Regions from separate parts of the Homo sapiens genome. Here region 1 is linked to region 2. Evidence: chromatin contacts called from ENCODE Hi-C or POLR2A ChIA-PET data. All regions are on one chromosome and are shown on one strand. Each heading gives the region's core, a stretch centred on a gene start or an enhancer-like site at or near the end of the contact. The rest is flanking DNA. Distances are from core to core; before and after follow the strand shown.

Region 1 (3,996 bases), core at 1,289-3,788, 63 kb before region 2:
TACAGTTTCTTCACCGAGATTTTCTTTTTTTTTTTTGCAAATTCTTGAATTGCAAGTTATGAGTTAAATAGTTCCTAGATAGTTGTGTTCTGCACACAGCCTGGAACAAAACTCCGTTCTTCATTTGGCAATCTCTAATACAAAATTAAGTAATTAATTACTTAATTTAATTACAAATTAAAATTAATCACTAAAATTAAGTTACTCAATTTGGGAGGATATTCTGACTCTACAGTTTCATTTAAAAACTAGCTATAACTTGCATAGGTCACTTTCCTATTGATTATCTGTTTTTCTATTCACAGGCTCTCAGCTTTGTTAGAGCCCATACTGTGCTTTCATTCCTTACATTATTTGTAGCAGTACCTCAATAAATAGTGAAGGTCAAGAATGTAGAATCCCTCAATTTCTTTAATATGATCACCCCACAAATTCATACTTAAAATCTTAATTTCGAACTTATCAGTTCATCCATAAAAGTGATATTTTGTTCTGCTTATATACCTCAATTCAAAACATATTTTCACTTGCTACATTATTGAAAACCATATTTCCTCTCAATGGTTTTTAAGTTGCACTGTAAAATATGTACTATAATGGATCACATTTGATTAAATTATATGGTGGCTGAGACTATCTTGCAATTCATTCATACCCCAATCAATGACAATTCTATTATTATTTGGTGCCTCATATCCGCTAGCTGAATTGTACCTAACTTATCCTCCTTATCCAAAGGTAGAACTTTTTTGCTTGTAAACTACCTTGTTTCAAATATGTTGAAATTGTATTTCATTTTGTGAGATTTTTCTTTTGTCAAGTTTTACTCACTAAACTTACATGTCCTTTAAGCATGTGAAAAACATTTAAAAAATATATTACCTTAGTTATTTAAATAGCATCGTTTCTTATGATGACCTTTATCAGCACTAAATTATTATTGTAACTGACCAGTCAATTATTAATATTGCTAATAAAAATAAGTAATAAGATAAATGTACCATCAGGATATATCAAAATGGCAATATTGACAAGATAGCTGGTATCAGCTCAAAATGATGCCAAATTCTGCACTTTGATTTTACTTACTATAATTATAGTAGATATCAATTATGCTGTCCTAAAAGCACAATATATTTAGCATCATCAATTAAATTATGTGTTTCATTGGTTTTAACTTGGAAACAAAACAATTTTAGTTAGTTTTTCTTTTCTTTTCTTTTCTTTTTTTTTTTTTTTTTGAGACAGGGACTCACACTGTCACCGAGGCTGGAGTGCAGTGGCACAGTCTCGGCTCACTGTCACCTGGAACTTCTGGGTTCAAGTGATTCTTCCACCTCAGCCTCCAGAGTAACTGGAACTAAAGGCACACATTACCTTGCCCAGCTAATTTTTATATTTTCTTTAGAGATTGGGTCTCACTTTGTGCCCAGGCTGTTCCCAAACTTCTGGGCTCAAGTGATTCTCCCGCCTCTGTCTCTCAAATTGCTGAGATTAAATTAAAGATGAGAGCCACTATATCCAGCCTTTATTTAATTTTTTGAGAAAAAAGTTAAAATACAATGCCTGTTGTGGATAACTTATTTTTACATCATTGAATTTATGACCCATATTTTAAGATTTAATATTATGTGAAATTGATTTTGATGCCGTTTTGCATGCTTGCTTTTTTTCATGCGTGGTAAATGTAGAAGGTGCATTTTTTCCTAATGATGAACTATTTAACAGTCTATAAGATGTAATTTGTTTCCGATTGGATCTTAGACATCGTAAATGTTGTCCATATGTACAATGCATTGTATTTACTTAGATAGACACTATTGGCCTTTTGCTCTGAAGGGAATTACAGTTCTGGCACAGCCGTTTCATTCTTTCAAGGCCAGTTTTAAAGCCTTTTTAAGGACATGTATGTTGTAGTCTTTACACTAGGGCTAATTTAGCTCCCCCATTACATTACTGTTGTTTAGGGTCTCTACTTTAAGCTCCATGTATTCGGCAAGGTCTCTCCATTCTGGCTTGTGAAGCCTTGGATGAGTCCAAGCCTTGTGTGAGCCCTTGGAATTTTTTGGCTTATAGCTCTCCAGAATATTTTCTTTTCCTGAAAATTGTTCTTCACCTGCCTATTCTACCCTCGGAGTGAACAACTTAGTATTTGGCCAAAGACTCCAAAGGTCCACAAATGAATGGAGATTTTTCTCTTTGTAGTTCCTTCCTCTTATTACTCTGTCCTGTAAGTTCCCACCATCTTAGCATTTGTCTCCTCTACTCACTGAGAGACCATCAGGTTCTCTTTGCATCCCACTTCCTTGGTCTAAAAATTGCTTAGAAGTAGAAATATGGGGTAATCAGGCAACAAAAGAAGGAATATGTGACCCATTTCCAGGAAGAAAAAAAAATCAGTAAGTAAAAAGAGATTTGGGAATCACAGAGATGATGAAATTAGCAGACAAGGACATTCAAATACCTATTGTATTACTCAGCAATTAAAGGAAATGAATCACTAATACATGTCATAACAAGGATCACCAAAGCATTGAGTGAGAGAAGCCAGACACATAAGATTACACACTACATTATCCCCTGTACTTAAAATGACAGAAAATGCAAAATCATGGGGACAGAAAACAGATCAGAGGTTGCCAAGGGCCAGAGATAGAGATACGGAATTTGTTGCAAAGGAGCAGGAAAAAACTTTGTAAGGTGATTAAATCGCTTTGGACTTTGGTGGACTTGAGAGCATTCTTAATTTGTGAAAATGTTTCTTGATTGTGGTGGCAATTACATGATTATATACCTTTGTCAAAACTTACTGAACTGAGTATGTTGAAAGAATAAGATTAATTGTATATAAATTATATTTTAATAAACCTGACTTTTTAATAAAAGGACAAAAAAGATGTAATTTGTTAACATTTGTCATGTTTAGAAAGATATGCATATTACATGGTTTATAACAGCATGCAGTCAAGAATACATTCAATGTTATATTATTAAACTAATAAAAACAATGAACATATATTTAGTACTAAGAACAGAAAGGACTACACTATATCTGAACACTCAAGACAACCTGACAAAGCAGTTGCTCTGAATCCTCATCAGTTTATTTGCTTTGACTTTTTAGTGTTACTGAATTATTCAAAAAAGGTCTATTTAAGGGAATGTAGACATTCAATACATTTTTCATCAAATAGGGCAAATTTAGTTCAAAAGATATTTTTAGAAAAATTTCTTGTGAAAATATGTTGATTCACTGACTGAAATTTATCCATACAAATATAACATTATTATTCCAATATCATTAAATAGGAAAATGAAATATTTCACACCATTTTTGTCATCAAATAGGTTATTAGTAAGCTGAATGCATATACTAGTTCAGATAGGTAGATTTTTCAGACCTTGAAAAGATATCTTTGCACTAAATTAAAGAGATGTTTGATTTGTATACATAAATACCTTAGGTTTTACTCTTTGCTTGTTAGGTCACTAATAGGTGAATGAAAAGTGAACCAACACTGTTCTTTGAAAAGCTCTAGAGTGTATGATGGACATGTTTTTCTGGTAAGCTAATCAATAATGAAATCACATTGAAAAATGATGTATGTGAAAAGGCAAATTTAGAGCTAATATAGTGCATTTTATCTTTGCTTTGCATCGTAGTTTTGAAAACCAAGTCTCTTTATGGATTAAATTTTCTTTGTTGTTCTTACAGAATAAAATGATTGTGAAAATATTTTTCTTTAAGATGACTGGTAAAGTCAAGAAAAGTTTATATATTTAAATAAAATGTAAACTCTAGGAATTACACATTTTATAGAGGAATCTACTAAAGGACAATAAATGACTAAAATAGAGACTAAAAGACTAAAATATGCCTGCAATCAGTATTTGTATTTGCAATTTATTATAAATTACCCAGCATTAATCAGCCACTGTGTACCAAGCATTCAACAGTGATGGTGAAATGTGTCAGCAGCTTTCAACTTTGATTTT
Region 2 (4,267 bases), core at 34-2,533:
TTCTTGGCAAGGCTGTTTACTTCTATAGGGTGGTTCACCCTCACAGATGGAGCAAAGGTGAGAGCACATCTCGACAAGGGAGGAAAAGGGGGTCTTATTCCTGATGCACGTGTCCCCTGCTGCTGTGTCATTCCCCTATTGGCTAGGGTTAGACCACACAGGCTAAACTAATTCCGACTGGCTAATTTAAAGAGAGTGACAGGGTGAGTGGTTTGGCGGGAAAAATGGTTATGGCAGAGCAGGAAATCGGAATGAGTCAGGGTGGAGAATGAACAGGTAATCAGAATGAGTCAGGGTGGAGCAGGTAATTGGAAAAGCTTGCTTTACAAGGAAGTCAAGTTTAAAAGTAGAAGGTAAAGAATTGAACATATTGACGTATTGATTCTTTGAAGAGAAAGTTAGAACTCATATCTAACATACCTAAAACAAAGTATGTTTTATCTTTCCAAGAAAATTCAGTAGTGATCTTTTGTATATATTTTCTGCATTTGCTGTGAAGCAAAAAATATATATGTAATGTGTGTGTGTGTGTGTGTGTAAAACGAAACCTACTGAACCAATGGAAGAAATGTCAGACCTAATAAGAGAGGATGGAAATTAAGTCTGTATAAGGCATGTAAATAGTCTTTGAGCAAAAATTACCCCATGAGGCACAACATATCTGTGTCACTCATGTATTCTAAATTATTTGCTTATATACACTGAGTAAATGATCATTAAAAGATATGTTTGGTATACATAGAGTATTCATTGATTGACTTGGCTTCTAGTTCTGCCTCTGCTATTAAGAAGCTATTTTGTCTTAGAAGTATCCTGTAACTTTATTGGGGCTTAGTTTTCACATCTGTAAAAGAAAGGGGACCAGTTAAATGATTCCAAAAGCTCCTTCTATATCAACTACTTTATAATTAATTTCAATATTAGAACAAAGATATTGAAATACGTGTTGTAGCAGGTCAAGCCCAGAAAAAACCTCTCAGACACCAAGTTGTAGAAGGAAGGGCTTTATTCAGCTGGGAGCATCAGCAAGCTACTGTCTCAAAATCCGAGCTCCCTGAGTGCACAATTTCTGTCCTTTTTAAGGGCACACAACACTAAAGATTTCACATGAAAGGGTCATGATTGATTTGAGCAAGCAAGGGGTACGTGACAAGTGCTGCATGCACCGGTGGTCAGAGAGAAACAGAACAGAGCAGGGAGTATCACAATGTTCTCCCATACAACGCCTGAAATCTATGGGTAACATCGGGTTCTAAGTCATGAGTTGATTTTTAACTACTAGGTTTAGGCCAAGCAGGCCCAGGCCCAGTTTTGGGCCTGGCGCCGGGCTGCCTGTCTTTGGTTTCACTTCCTCGTTTTTTTCTTAAAACAGGTACTGAGTATAAAACAATATGAGAGGGTCTCTCTCTTCCCTCAGTGTGACAGATAATTCAGGCAGTAATCTGTGTATACCTAGAAATAGTGAAGGAGTTAAAAAAGCAGAATCAGCTTTCAAATTGGAGCAGAGCTGGCTTCACATTAACTGTCCTATCACTTGAGGTCAGGAGTTTGAGACCAGCCTCTCCAGCATGGTGAAACCCCATCTCTACTAAAAATACAAAAATTGGCCTTAGCATGGTGGTGGGTGCCTGTAGTACCAGCTACTTGGGAGGCTGAGGCATGAGAATCACTCGAACCCAGGAAGTGGAGGTTGTAGTGACTGGAATCACACCACTGCACTCCCTTCCTGGGGGACAGAGTGAGACTCTGTCTCAAAAATAAATAAATAAACAAACAAATACTCCTATCAATACACACAGCATCATGTGGAAGTCACATAAGCTTCCAGAAACTCATTTTCTTGTTATTTATTTATTTATTTATTTATTTATTTATTAAGAGAGGGTCTGGCTCTGTCACCTGGGCTAGAGTGCAATGGTGTGATCTTGGCTTACTGCAGCTTCAAACTCCTGGCCTCAAACAATACTCTTGCCTTAGCCTTCCAGGTAGCTAGGACTAAAGGCGTTCACCACCATGCCCAGCTACTTTTTCAAATTATTTAGAGAGATGGGGTTGTGCTATGTTGCCTAGGCTGGTCTGGATCTCCTGGCCTCAAGCAATCCTCCCACCTTGCCCTCCGGAAGTGCTGGGATTACAGGCATGAGTTACTGCACCCAGCCTTTCTTATTCTTTAAATTGACAAATTAACATGTGAACTCAAGATTCCAAGACAAAAATAAGTAAAATGTAGGTAGAACAACTCAGTGTATTGGTCCATAGTAACTTCTAGGTCCCTTTTAAACACTAAATGGCTGTTCCTATTCAGTTTCAAAATAGATCTAGATTATCTGAGTGCTGCAGTTAAATAGTGTAGTGACAGTGTGACAAGATACATATTTAATCTCTCACATGTAGCTTTCCTCCTGGACTACAGTATACTTTTACATTTTTGGAAAAATATATGAGGATGTAATGAATCATATGCTGACACATTTGGTAAAATACAAATATATTTGCATTTATCATTAATGTTTATGCGCAGATTTGAGGTTATTGTTTGATTTCTCATGTTAAGCTTTATGGATTTTATTATGTTAATTATAGAAATGGTAACTGCTTTAACATAAAAGTAATTAAGATGCTGTGAAGGTTACCATGTTCAATCTTTTGGTTTCGCCTTCCAGAAATTAGAAACAGAATATTGTTTATAGAGGTCCTTCACTCTTAAAATTGCATTCTTGCATTTATATTGGCCTTCAGGGAAAATGCAAGCACATTGATTTAACTTGGTTGGAGAGGACACAACATTTTTAAATGTAATTTTTGTGTTGATGTAAATGCACCCAGAGGACTAAGAGTTGATCCACACTTTAAATTAATTGGAATAAGCAAGATTCAAATTCTAAATACTTCTTTGATTACCCATGGGAAAAACCTTATTTAGTATGGGTTTGAAAATGCGCATCTTAAAACATTTTAAACAATCACTGCTAAAAATAAAACATTCTAAATTATTCTCATTATTGCAGTAATCTATACAGTATATCAAACTTTCCAAATTTTAAGTAAATTTGACAATAGCTTATTTGAAATGTATATATTAGTAAATTATTAAATAAGATTAACATGATTAACCTTGCAATATTGCAAGATTATCATGATTAACCCTGAGAGAGCTTCTCTGAAATACTTAAATAGGTAGGGTATTAAAGGCAATTCAATAGTAATCGGGATGAATAAAAGACTTGGGTTTAAGAAATTATCTTTAATCCTTGAATTGATTTAGCAAAAGTGTTCTGTCTCTGAGAAAATAAAGCAAGCAGAAAGTTAGTATTTATTGTTTAATATAGAAAGATATATGAAAGCAATTATGCATATTGCTTTCTTTGAACTACATTATTTTTAGTCAATTTTGGCCCAAACATATGACTTTTTAAGGTCAAACTCCATTTATTTATTTAGACTGATATAGTAAAGCCTTCTTCTCTTATATTAATTGTAGCAAATTATATATAGCCATAAATCAAGAACACTTTTTGATATTTTGGTTTATGCTTAAAATATTGGCAGATTTTCACGGCCTACATAATTTTAAATAAGAATTGTGCCCTTAGTTGTGGTCTTCTTCTATTTCATCATCACCATCATTAAAATTAATTTTAACATTATTTGTTATGTATCATTACACATAGAGTACTATGTTGACAGAATAAAATTATCAGGAGCTTATATCTGATGCAGGACTAATGAAGATACAACTTTGCAGGACACAGAAAACTATCAGTGGATTTCACAATATACACAACATATGATAGACAAGGACCTTTATAGAAGTAAAGGGAATATTTAAGCTTGATCCACCAGTGCTACCTAAAAAGAAAATGTCAATATATGATATTCAGCTACATAGAGATTTGTGATAACTTGCATTTATCATTATTGCCTTCTCTTTGGATTCCTTGGCATTGTGTCCTCTTTTTCAGTGATTCACAATGAAGCTGGTAGTATCCATGTGAGCAGCTTCAAAATTAAAAGGATGGCAATGTTATATTTGAGAGTTCTTTTGTATAATCAGCAATAGACTTTTTATTATATAAAATAACACTGATATATAAATCTTGAAAATGACATCTGAAAAGAATCCAGATAGGCTGATGAAAAACAAATGGCAACTAATGTATTTTTTCACATTGACTATGGCAGTGATTTATTATATTGTCTAAGATGCTAAATATATACCATAAATCTCTCCAACAGAAGTCTAGTTATATTCATTCATCTCTTTTCC

Evidence for each region. A loop is a pair of places that touch in the nucleus more often than their neighbours do. ChIA-PET counts read pairs that join two places held with the same protein, here RNA polymerase II (POLR2A). Pooled maps may share reads with other maps.
Region 1: a loop to region 2 is called in a map with no recorded cell type, with 7 times the contacts of the local background. The contact joins two enhancer-like sites. A Hi-C loop is called at or near these places in 13 of 37 single-sample maps with no recorded cell type and 5 of 50 pooled maps. POLR2A ChIA-PET finds 5 or more read pairs at or near these places in 1 of 52 experiments (WTC11).

The regions. Positions count from the first base shown.
Region 1 is chr4:131,609,218-131,613,213 of GRCh38, reverse strand. The region is part of intron 3 of LINC02377 (long intergenic non-protein coding RNA 2377); the gene reads right to left. Among named protein-coding and RNA genes, the nearest start is that of SNHG27, 150 kb to the left of the region's middle. Within about 2 kb of position 2,538, at least 2 of the 41 ENCODE cell types and tissues checked have a DNase peak (open chromatin) inside an H3K27ac peak, as active enhancers do.
Region 2 is chr4:131,544,852-131,549,118 of GRCh38, reverse strand. All of the region lies in intron 3 of LINC02377 (long intergenic non-protein coding RNA 2377), which reads right to left. Among named protein-coding and RNA genes, the nearest start is that of LINC02377, 170 kb to the right of the region's middle. RefSeq lists an enhancer at 1,197-1,446. Within about 2 kb of position 1,283, at least 2 of the 41 ENCODE cell types and tissues checked have a DNase peak (open chromatin) inside an H3K27ac peak, as active enhancers do.